2 separate regions of the Homo sapiens genome follow, and region 2 is linked to region 1. Evidence: chromatin contacts called from ENCODE POLR2A ChIA-PET data. All regions are on one chromosome and are shown on one strand. Each heading gives the region's core, a stretch centred on a gene start or an enhancer-like site at or near the end of the contact. The rest is flanking DNA. Distances are from core to core; before and after follow the strand shown. Region 1 holds the start of FXYD3 (FXYD domain containing ion transport regulator 3). Region 2 overlaps SPINT2 (serine peptidase inhibitor, Kunitz type 2).

The links. ChIA-PET counts read pairs that join two places held with the same protein, here RNA polymerase II (POLR2A).
Region 2: POLR2A ChIA-PET joins it to region 1 with 20 read pairs in activated B cell. The contact joins the enhancer-like site here to the promoter of FXYD3 in region 1. POLR2A ChIA-PET finds 5 or more read pairs at or near these places in 2 of 52 experiments (HEK293 and activated B cell).

What each region holds. Positions count from the first base shown.
Region 1 is chr19:35,111,815-35,117,451 of GRCh38, reverse strand. FXYD3 (FXYD domain containing ion transport regulator 3) reads right to left here and starts at 1,629. Exons shown (of 9, transcript NM_005971.4): 1 at 1,493-1,629; 2 at 1,093-1,188. LOC124904701 (hepatitis A virus cellular receptor 1-like) reads right to left here. Exons shown (of 3, transcript XR_007067238.1): 3 at 3,783-4,105.
Region 2 is chr19:38,267,744-38,273,380 of GRCh38, reverse strand. The region is part of intron 1 of SPINT2 (serine peptidase inhibitor, Kunitz type 2); the gene reads right to left. Among named protein-coding and RNA genes, the nearest start is that of SPINT2, 6.0 kb to the right of the region's middle. Within about 2 kb of position 2,966, at least 3 of the 41 ENCODE cell types and tissues checked have a DNase peak (open chromatin) inside an H3K27ac peak, as active enhancers do.

The DNA.
Region 1 (5,637 bases), core at 380-2,879:
AGTTGTAATCCTGTAACCCCTGCAAATTCATCTTAAAGCCCTATGCTCTGTCGCCATGGCTGTTGAGTCTCACCTCTTAAGCCTCTTTCCAGGGGCTCCTCCAAGCCACCTCTGGCCTGCAAGGCCCCACTATACCCCCTTCCCATGATGTCATCCAGCCAAGACTGACAGATGGTATCCTCCTCGCCCCAGCCTCTGCAAAACAACGTCCAGTCCCATGCTTCCGGAGGCTGCAGGGAGCCGGGAGCTGGGTCTGCCCTCACGTTCCCCATTCAGGCTGTTGTCTGAAGAGGCTGTGGGCTGCTCCCGAACTGATGTGGTTGGTGAGCAGGTTAGAGAGGAAGGCAGCCCTGCAGCTGATGCTCTGTCTACCTGCTCTCATCCTTCCTGGCCATGAGGTCCCAAGGCCGGCCTGAGGACTGTTTCCCCCACCTGCCCTCTGCTATCCCCTCTATTCCTCCATACCATGGGAGAATGGTCTCATGTTCAGGGGTGGGTAGAAAGATCCTGCCCGCTGTGTGCTCCTGAAATCTCCCAAGCAACTCCCCATTTAAAGCTTCCCCCAGCAGCTCCATCCTTTTTTCCTGGAGGTCTCCAGAATCCAGATCCCTCAATGTCTGGACACCCCGAGTCCACCCAGCACTCCTTATCCACCCAGATCCCTCAATGTCTGGACACCCCGAGTCCACCCAGCATTCCTCATCCACCCAGATGTCCCCAGTCCATCTACGCACCCCTGGTCCACTTAGATACCCCTACCTACCCAGGCACCCCCTCTCCTCCACCCAGCTATCCCCAACCCAGATATCCCTAATCCATGCAGACACTAGTCTTTCAGACACCCCAACCACACTTATCAGTCCTGCCCTCACCTCAGCTGGTTCAACAAGTCCCTGAGAGGAGAATGGTGGGGAAAGGGACATTAGGGGAAGGGACTTCCGTTTATCTCCTGGCTCCAGAAAAGCATTTCACAAGATTTTAGGCGCTTTAACATAAAAGCTTCTATGGGGCAGGGTCAGGGGGCAGGTAGATACTTCCTAATTTAGGGGCAGAGACAAGGAGGGCTTGGAGGAAGGGGCCCCAGCTGCTCACCTGTGTGGTTCACCAGGCTGAGCAGAGGTTCCGGGAGAAATCGGGCTGCCAGGCGGAGTCCTGCGTTTATCCGAAGCTGCCACGCCCTAAGCAAACCTGGGCAGGTAGAAAACAAGTCAGATGCCCTGAGGCCCAGGGGCTCCATTCCTGCTCTTAAAGAGACAGCTTCACCCCCTCCCCAGCCATGGGCGGCAGGTTGCTCCCTGGGGTCACCAGGACCACAGCAGCCTCAGGTGAGACGGAGAATTGGATGGGCTGGAACTCGGCCCCTGGAATTAAGGGAGGAGCTTTCTCCAATCTCCTGTGCCCAGGAGAGGACCTTGAATGGGGAAGGTTCTGGGGTCTTTAAACGGCAGAGCCTCCAGGGCCATGCAGTGAGATGATGCGTTGGTGTTCCGACCTCACTTCTTTTCCTTAGATGATGTGTTTTGCCTGGTGGAAGGATTGCTGGCAGTTGTGGAGAACTTAAAGTCCCCTTCCAGGCCACATCTTGCCGCTGGTACAATTTCAGGATCAGCAGAAGATGCTAGCGTGACCAAAGTCAGGAGATGGGGCAGGGGTGGATATGAGGGAGCGGCTGGAACAGCAGGGAGGGGTCAGGGTGGGGACTCTGGGACCTTAGTCCTGGTCATAACCTGCTCCCTGCCCTGGGGAGAATGAGAACTGTCTGCCAGGCACCAGGCTGCAGTTTCCTAGCCAGGCTCTTTCCGTGGGTGCTGGGAGCCAGACGCCTGGGTCTACAGAGTGGGTGCTGGTGGGGGCGGCTGCCTCCTAGTCCACATAAGGCCCCCAGCACTGTACAAGCCTCCCTCCCCCTTTCCTCCCCTGTCTCCTGCTCCTCCTCCTCCAGGCATTCCTTCCGGATGGGGTCTGTGCAGGCTCCCCCATGGTCCCAGTTGGGGGTGCCCCCTCCCCTCAATTCCGCCTTCTTAGACAGAGGGACTTTTGTCTGGGGGCTGGATGGAGAACAAGGATCCTTTGAGCGGTTGGCGGAGGATTGGGGTCACGGGGAGGGGTAGGGCCAGGAAAGGGGTAGCTCTGCCCTGGACACCAGCTGGACTCCAGGCGACCCCAACACCACCGTGGGGGCGGGGAGGAGGGCTGCAGGGCCTGGCCAGGGAGAAGCAGCTGCTGGGAGTGTGGAGCACAGGACAGGAAAAGGGGGTTTGGGTCAAGGCTCTTCCGGAAACTGGCCTGCTGGGGGCAGAGAGAAGGACCCCCCACTTGTCATCGCTGAGGGATCGGGGAGGGCAATGTTCGCCCAGCGCTACACCCCTTCTCTATGTGGTTCCCTGGGGCAAGTTGTCAAGCCCAGGTCCTAGACAAGGGTAAGGCTCCCTCCTACCACTCTTAAGGCGGGGCCAGTTCCCATAAGGAAGCCGGGCGGGGGGACCTCGGGGTAGGGCTCTAAGCAACAGGTCCAGGAGGAGATAGAAACAGGAAGGGGAGGCCCGGAGGCCAACTCAGTATAGCTAAGGGGGGTCTTTGTGTCTGGGCGGATAGCGTCTCTTCCCTAGACCCTTGAAGCTTGTGTCTGGGACGACCCCTTGGTGGTCTTGGGAGTGGAATGGTGTCTCCCTCTGCTGGGAAGCCTGGGAACTGCAGGCATCCGAGAGCGAGTAGGGGCGTGTACAGGGTGGCTGGGAAGGGCGGGGGGTGCTCTGCCCTTCACCGGAACGGGGTGAACTGGAGAACTGTTGTCTAAAAATCTTGGAGGAACACCCCTGCCCGTGGTTAGATACAGAAGTATTTCCCAGACAGCTTGCTAAGGGGAAAAAAAACAAGGTATTGGGAAACCGTGCAGTGTGCTACCATTTGTGAGCGGTAAAATAATGCATATGTATATACTTGTAATGAATAAAATATTTTTGGAGATTGGCATCCATACCCATGGCTTCTGGAGAGGGAAACTGGGAGGCTGGAGGGTGGGGTGGAAGTGAGACTCACTCATTATCACGTGCCCTCTTATATTTTTTGAATTTTGCATCTTGAAAATGTACTACCTTAAAGGGGTTTAATTTAAAAAATTTGGTTCAGATTTAAAAAAAAATTTGCAGGTCAAAATTTCAACCTAAGGGCTGGTTTCAACCTGGGGGACCAGCAATTAGAGACTTCTGACAACCTCTGAATGTTCTGTAGTTTTAAACACCATGATCTTACATTCTGAGGTACAGACGTTTACGGTTTTTACCCAATCCAGGTCAACCATAAATTCTTCCTAGGCTGGACGTGAACATGCTGCGTCCAAGTGTGTGTTGGGCTGGCGCTGGGGCTTGGGTTTATGGTCAGAAGGACTCTGAGACCCTAGTGTGATGAGCACACTGAGTCTTAGGAAGGGCTGTGAGGAGTAGAGTTTGTGCAGTCACTTGCACCCTATTGGGGATTAGGTCTCATTTGGAGTGAGTCTTCTGGGCCAATCTGACTTCAGTTATGTTTTAAATGCATGTAGGTAATATGTTTTATTAATATATTGTATATAATATACATAATAAACATATTTGAAAAAGTTTCTCTCGTTTTGCTTTTGGAATCATTTGGGCCCAAAGAACCTGTTAAGGCTGTGAGTGGCTGTGATTTCTCCATATCCTGGGAATTCTTGCAAAATGAAAAAAACCAAACCTACAGATAGTTTCTGACATCATAAGTTTTTCAGGAACGCTGAATTAAAGCACAGAATCAAAGCCAGAGCATGTTATACCATCCCTGATTCAAACTTTTATTGATTTTGTTTCAATAATTTCGTTGCTCTTTATTCAAGGCTGGGAGCGTTTCTGCAGGCTCCTGGCCCTAGAGAGGGCAGCCTGGAGGCACCCCCAGCCATGAGAGGGGTGCTGGTTGGGTGGGGCCTTGCCTTTGCAGGTAGAGCCTGAGCGGCCAGGCTGACCGGCTGGGAGGTGTGGTCACAGCGATACGCCAAGGTCCCACTTCCTGGGCAAGATGGGGCTAGAGAGGCCGGTGGACAGGGTAATGTGGCTTCCTGGGGCTTTGTGGAACAGCGCTGTGGTCTCAGCACCTGTGGGAGAAGAGTGGGCACTGGCAGGTAACCCTGTCCCACCACCATGGGGATGGTGTGGCTGTGGACGTATCACTGTCCGCCTGGCTTCCAGGAGCCATGTGAGGTGACACAGTGGCCAAGAGTCCACAGGCTCCCTGACACCTGCCTCTGTGCTGCTCTGACGTCATCACTCACCCACAGAAGCTAGAAATGGAGATTTTTATGATGAAATCTCCTGTTTTGTTTTGTTTTTTTTTTGAGATGGAATTTTGCTCTTGTCGCCCAGGCTGAAGTGCAGTGGCACGATCTCAGCTCACTGCAACCTCTGCCTTCCAGGTTCAAGCAATTCTCGTGCCTCAGCCTCTCGAGTAGGTGGGATTACAGGTGTGTGCCACCACGCCCGGCTAATTTTTGTATATTTAGTACAGACGGGGTTTCACCGTGCTGGCCAGGCTGGTTTCCAACTCCTGACCTCAAGTGATCCGCCTGCCTCAGCCTCCCAAAATGCTGGGATTACAGGCATGAGCCACCGAGCCCGGCCTTCCGGATTTTTTTTTTTTAAGGTGAGTTCTTGCTCTGTTGCCCAAGCTGGAGTGTAGTGGTCCAATCATGGCTCACTGCAGCCTCCAACTCCTGGGCTTAAGTGATTCTCCCACCTCAGCCTCCCCTGTAGCTGGGACTACAAATGCACGTCACCACACCTGGCTAATTTTTTAATTTTTTTAGAGACGGGGGTCTCGCTATGTTGCCCAACCTGGTCTTGAACTCTGGGTCTCAAGTGATCCTCCCACCTTGGCTTCCCGAAGCGCAGGGATTATAGGTGCAAGCCACTGCACCCGGCCCTGATTTTTAAATGTTGGTAACTTCGTTTTCTTAACACTTTGTAGACAGAATGAAAAATATCCAGTGGTTGGATAAGGCCCTGGGGCCACCGGTTGGAGACCCCCATCTTACAGACTAGGGAAACTCAGGGGAGGTTCAGGGTTCCCCCTAACCCCTGTTGTCACTCACTCTGCTCCGGCCACCTGGGCCTCCTTGCCGTTCCTGGATCACTCCAGGCATGTTTCTGGCCAAGAGCCCTTGCAATGCCTATTCCCTTGCCTGGCTCTCTTTTCTCCCGCATCTGGACAGCTCAAAGCCATGAGGTTCAAGTGGCTTTCCCCGACCACCATCGCACCTACCCCCTGACCTCTCTATGACCTTTTGACTTCTGTTTGCTTTTTTTTTTTTTTTTTTGTGGTGCTATCTGCCTCCCCTGCTAGCACGTCAGCTCCTCTCAGGGATTTTCATCTGAATTATAGAACAGGGCCTGGTGCATAGTGGGTGGTCACGAAGTATCTGTTAATTACCAGGCTGGGCACCATGGCTCACGCCTGTAATCCCAGCACTCTGGGGGGCCGAGGCTGGAGGATCCTTTGAGTCCAGGAGTTCAAGACCAGCCTGGGCAATATAGAGAGATCTTGTCTCTACAAAAATAAAAATAAAAGTAGGTTTAAAACAATTATAAAAGAAAGGCTTTCTCCACCGCCACCCCCCATCCACGGAGGCCT
Region 2 (5,637 bases), core at 1,717-4,216, 3.2 Mb before region 1:
TCAATTCTACCAAGCCAGATTCCAAAGGTGACATTTACTGTGTAATCAGCCTTATTTTAAGATGATCTATAAATCTACCTACTTTGGTTAGCTGGCTAGGTTCTATATATTTGAGTGTTTCTGTTTCCAGTACAGAAAGCTACCAACTACCCATCTCCTCTAGGCTTGGGTGTCTGGAAGTTTTCATTATTGAGACAATTCAGAACCTTTCAAAAAAAAACCTCAGGTATTTATGAGGAAAGAACATTTACAATTACAAATCCTACTTAAGTTATGAGGCTCATAAAATCTTGGTGTTTCAGATATAAAATCTTGGTATTTTCTATATAAAATATTTAGATATAAAAGTTTACATTTCAGGCCGGGCACGGTGGCTCACGCCTGTAACCCCAGCACTCTGGGAGGCTGAGGCAGGTGGATCACCTGAGGTCAGGAGTTCAACACCAGCCTGGCCAACATGGTGAAACCCCGTCTCTACTAAAAATACAAAAAAATGAGCCGGGCGTGGTGGTGCATGCTTGTAATCCCAGTTACTCAGGAGGCTGAGGCAGGAGAATCGCTTGAACCCAGAAGGTGGAGGTTGCAGTGAGCCGAGATCGCACCACTGCACTCCAGAGTCTGGGCGACAGAGACTCCATATCAAAAAATAAAAAATTTACATTTCATAACCTATCAGCACAATGCAACTCATCACTACTCATGCCTACCATCACTCCATATTCCACTCTGAAACAAGACTATTAAGTCTACCCTCGCCTCAATCCATAACAAGAACCCGAGCAGTCCATCTGAATAGCTGGGAAGGAAACAATAGTTTCAAATCTTCTAAGAAACTGTCTGCTGTTAATTCGCATTCAGCCATTCTTTACCTTGTGCAAATCATGGACCATTTTCAGAACTGAGGAAAGCTCTTGGACCCTCTCTCTGGAATGGTGTTTCTCAACCTTTTTTCATTACTACCTTCCCCCTAAGACTTTTTGGAAATGTTTTTCCTAATCGCCCCACAAAATTTTAACACCACAGACATACTATATATCTATTCATGTAGAGCGGCCCTTCAAAAGGTCACAAACTATTATAGTATCTTTTTGTTCCCCCACCCCTTTAAGAACATGCCATACACTCTAAATGACAGACCCTGGCATACACATGGACAAACTATCACATATAAAATTGTTTTGAGATGGGGTCTCGCTCTGTCGCCCAGGCTGGAGTGCAATGGTGCGATCTCGGCTCACTGCAACCTCCACTTCCTGGGCTCAAGCAATTCTCCCACCTCAGCCTCCCACATAGCTGGGACTACAGGCTGACTAGTTTTTTGTATTTTTTGTTTCACCATGTTGAAACTCCTCAGTCAAGCAATCCACCTGCCTCAGCCCCCCAAAGTGCTGGGATTACAAGCGTGAGCCATTGTGCCCAGCAGTATCACATAAAAGTGAAGGACTTCAGATTAAGGGACTTCTGAGGCCATGGACCCTGGGCCCAGTCAGGAATCACCCTGAGCTCCATCTCCAACACGTGTGAGTAAAACAACATGTGAATTCTTGCCCTCTTTTTTTTCTGAGATGGAGTCTCACTCTGTCTCCCAGGCTGGACTGCAGTGGCGTGATCTCGGCTCACTGCAACCTCCACCCTCCGAGTTCAAGCGATTCTCCTGCCTCAGCCTCCAGGCGCCTGCCACTGCACCCGGCTAATTTTTTTTTGTATTTTTAGTAGAGATGGGGTTTCAACATCTTGGCCAGGCTGGTCTTGAACTCCTGATCTCGTGATCCACCCACCTCGGCCTCCCAAAGTGCTGGGATTACAGGCATGAGCCACTGTACCCGGCCAAACATGTGGTGGTCTCTTGTAAGTGGCTCCTCTCACTTAGCATAACATTTTTTTTTTTTTTGAGAGAGTCTTGCTCTGTTGCCCAGGCTGGAGTGCAGTGGCATGATCTCAGCTCACTGCAAGCTCCACTTCCTGGGTTCACGCCATTCTCCTGCCTTAGCCTCCCAGATAGCTGGGACTATAGGCGCCCGCCACCACGCGAGGCTAATTTTTTTGTATTTTTAGTAGAAACGGGTTTTCACCGTGTTAGCCAGGATGGTCTCGATCTCCTGATCTCGTGACCCGCCTGCCTCGGCCTCCCAAAGTGCTGGGGTTACAGGCATGAGCCACCGCGCCCGGCCTCGCCCTCATTTCTAAAATGGCTTCTAATCATAAAAAGCATATTTCAAATAAACTTCAAAATAAGTAAACTCTAGCTCCTACTTCACCTGCCAAGGAAAATAAAACAACAAAAAAAGGTAAATAAACTCCAAAGTTCCTGGGCCTCAGCATCAACATCAGCACTTCTTTACAGGGAGTTTTCAAAAAGATGTTGCCAGAAAAAAACCATGAAATGACACTTGTGAGGAGGATCTTGCAGGACATCGGAATCCACACTCTAATGTCCACATTAGTCATGGCCGGTGGGCCAAGGCCTCCTGGGGCTAATGGAGTCATTTCAGTGTGACTCCTGCTGGGCTCTCTCCCGCCTCACATGAGCCACAGGCTTATCACCCCTTATTCAGCCTCCCCTGTAGCCTCCAGACATGGCAAACAGAAGCTCTGCATGCATTCTGCAAATGGCTGGGGATGGGTAAAATGAGAAACAGGGTGGGGAGCAGGGTGAAAGAGGAGAAGTGTGATTTCTCCATTGCAGGCTGAGCTCTCAAATACTGACTGGGCAAAGCAATGTTTCCAGTGGAAAGGGGCCAGTCTCCCGCGGTGACCTGAAGGCAAGGCCCTCAACCTTCTTTAGGAACTGCAACCATTTGAACCTCAGAAGCCCCCATTTTCAGTGCTAAGCACACCAACCCTGACACTCATCACCAGACATACATTCATCTGTTCATTTATTGTACTGTCTTCCTCTCATTATGACACGTCTGCCACGGATGGGGGAGGGGGTCTATTTTGTTCAGTGCTCTAATTTGAGTGAGTCAGTGCCTGGCAATTGGTGGGTGCTCAATAAACATTTGCTGACTATATCAGTGAATAAGATTTCGAACTACCCTGGAACCAAACTGCCTTGCCTGCAAGTAGGACAAGCACTCCTTCTATGGAGGATAAGAATAATGTGAGAAGCTGTTTTAGAGAATTCCCAGCTGATCGCCAACACCAGCTTTACTTTAGCTCTTCTGTCATCTTATCTCTGACCACCAGGGTCACGACTATCCATGGGGGTGAGGAGGAAAGTAAAGAAAGGGTGGCAACTAATAACACGTCTGTGGAGTCTGCTGGAAAGCTTACAGCAGTTAAGGTTCTACAGACACTATAATTAACCTGAGAGGTCCATGCATTTCGAAAATCCCTTGGAAGTGCAGGAGAGGGCTGGGCCACGTGGCTCGAGCCTGTAATCCCAGCACTTTGAGAGGCTGAGGTGGGCAGATCACCTGAGGTCGGGAGTTCGAGACCAGCCTGGCCCACATGTTGAAATCCCATCTCAGGCCGGGCGCGGTGGCTCACGCCTGTAATCCCAGCACTTTGGGAGGCCGAGGCGGGCAGATCACAAGGTCAGGAGATCAAGACCATCCTGGCTAACACGGTGAAACCCCGTCTCTACTAAAAATACAAAAAATTAGCCGGGCGTGGCGGCAGGTGCCTGTAGTCCCAGTACTCGGGAGGCTGAGGCAGGAGAATGGTGTGAACCCAGGAGGCGGAGCTTGCAGTGAGCCGAGAACGCGCCACTGCACTCCGGCCTGGGCGACAGAGCGAGACACTCCGTCTCAAAAAAAAAAAAAAAAAAAGAAAAGAAATCCCATCTCAACTAAAAATACAAAAATTAGCTGGGTGTGGTGGTGCACACCTGTAACCCCAGCTACTCAGGCGGATGAGGCAGGAGAATCACTTGAACCCAGGAGGCAGAGGCTGCAATGAGCCAAGATGGCGCCACTGCACTCCAGTCTGAGTGACACAGCAAGACTCTGTCTCAAAAAAAAAAAAAAAAAAAAAAAGGTGCAGGAGAGGTTCTCAAATAAGTGTTGCCCTGCTTGCCTCCAGTGGAAATTCCCAAGAAGAATCAACAAAGGACCTTGAACCATCCTGGCTAACACGGTGGTGAGACCCTGTCTCTACTAAAAATACAAAAAATTAGCCGGGCGTGGTGGCGGGCGCCTGTAGTCCCAGCTACTCAGGAGGCTGAAGCAGGAGAATGATGTGAACCCGGGAGGTGGAGATTGCAGTGAGCTGAGATCGCGCTACTGCACTCCAGACTGGGCGATGAGAGAGACTCCGTCTCAAAAAAAAACCCAAAAAAACAAAAACAAACAAAAACAAAAACAAAAGACCTTAAGCCAAGTAACCATTAACACAAGTTCTGATGCCCAGGGCCAGGCACAAAGTTATTGGCAGCAAGAACTACACCTAACTGGCCACTCCTAAAGGACCTTTCAAGTTTCTATTCTGCTGAGGAAATATATGATCTGGCCTGGTGTTGAGCAACATTACACATTTCAGGACCCTCCAAATACCAGGATTTACCACCTGGGTGGGGAAAAGGAAAAGAAAAAAATCCTGCATATCTGCAGCTACCTGATATAAGGATTTCCCCAACAGCCAGCCGTAACACACACACACACACACACACACGCGCGCGCGCATGCTCTCTCTCTGTCTCACACTGTAATGTGCAATTTATAAAGAACTGTTACGTGTTACCATTTACTAAATGGAGCATATGTTTAAGGTAGGGGTCACAAGCCAAAGGCCTACAGAGACAGAGGGCAAGCAGTAGCTGAGATGAGGCAAGCTGAGTAAGATCTACAGGCTAGGGAATGGCATATCTCCTGCCTGAAAGAGGTACTCGGCTCCTGCCAGGGACTGCTGGGCAGGAAAACAGGCCTGTGTTCTGGTTTGGTTCCATTACATCTTCATGTCTTTCAGGCAAAGCCAAAAACTACATTTTTACGTTTAAAAAATCCCAATTCTGGAAAAAGTACAAGTCACATAAAGGCTGTGTGAAGCTTCCTGGGAGTGGACAGTTTATAATCTCTGCGTGCTTTCCACTCCAGACGGTAACTGTCCCTAACGCTAGATAGGGGAGCTTTCTCACCTGGCATAAGCTCAGCTTTCCCCCCACCTCTGTCTGCAGAGGTTGGAGTCAGGACACTCTTTGTCCGGCCCGTCCACCTGTCCCTTCCCACCTGCCCTCACTACTCAGAGCGTCACCAACACATCAATCATAGACCACATGATGCTTCTCACAAGAAGCCCCGACCCCTGAGTTAACCCTCACTCTCACACGGTGGGGCCTGCTTTGTCCCCATCTCCCCTCCCCCAACTCCTGGGCCCTCTGGTACTCAGGACTGGTCTTGAGCAAATCTTCCATGTCCTCAATCTCCTCTGAACATTGTTGCCACCCTCTTACCTAATTGGAATCTCCCCTGAGGGCACACCTCCTGGGGCCCTTCCAAGTGGGGAGGTCTCCTTGCTCCTGGGAGCTGCTTCTGGACTGTTCTCCCTCCACCCTCCCCAAAATCCCCAGCTGGGAGACTTCCATTATTAGAGTAAATCATTCACTACCCCGCCTGGCACGTTATCTGCCAACCCAGACAACTACTTCTTCCTTCCCAACTTTAGCTCCGGGCCTGCCACCTCTCCCGCTGCTCTTAT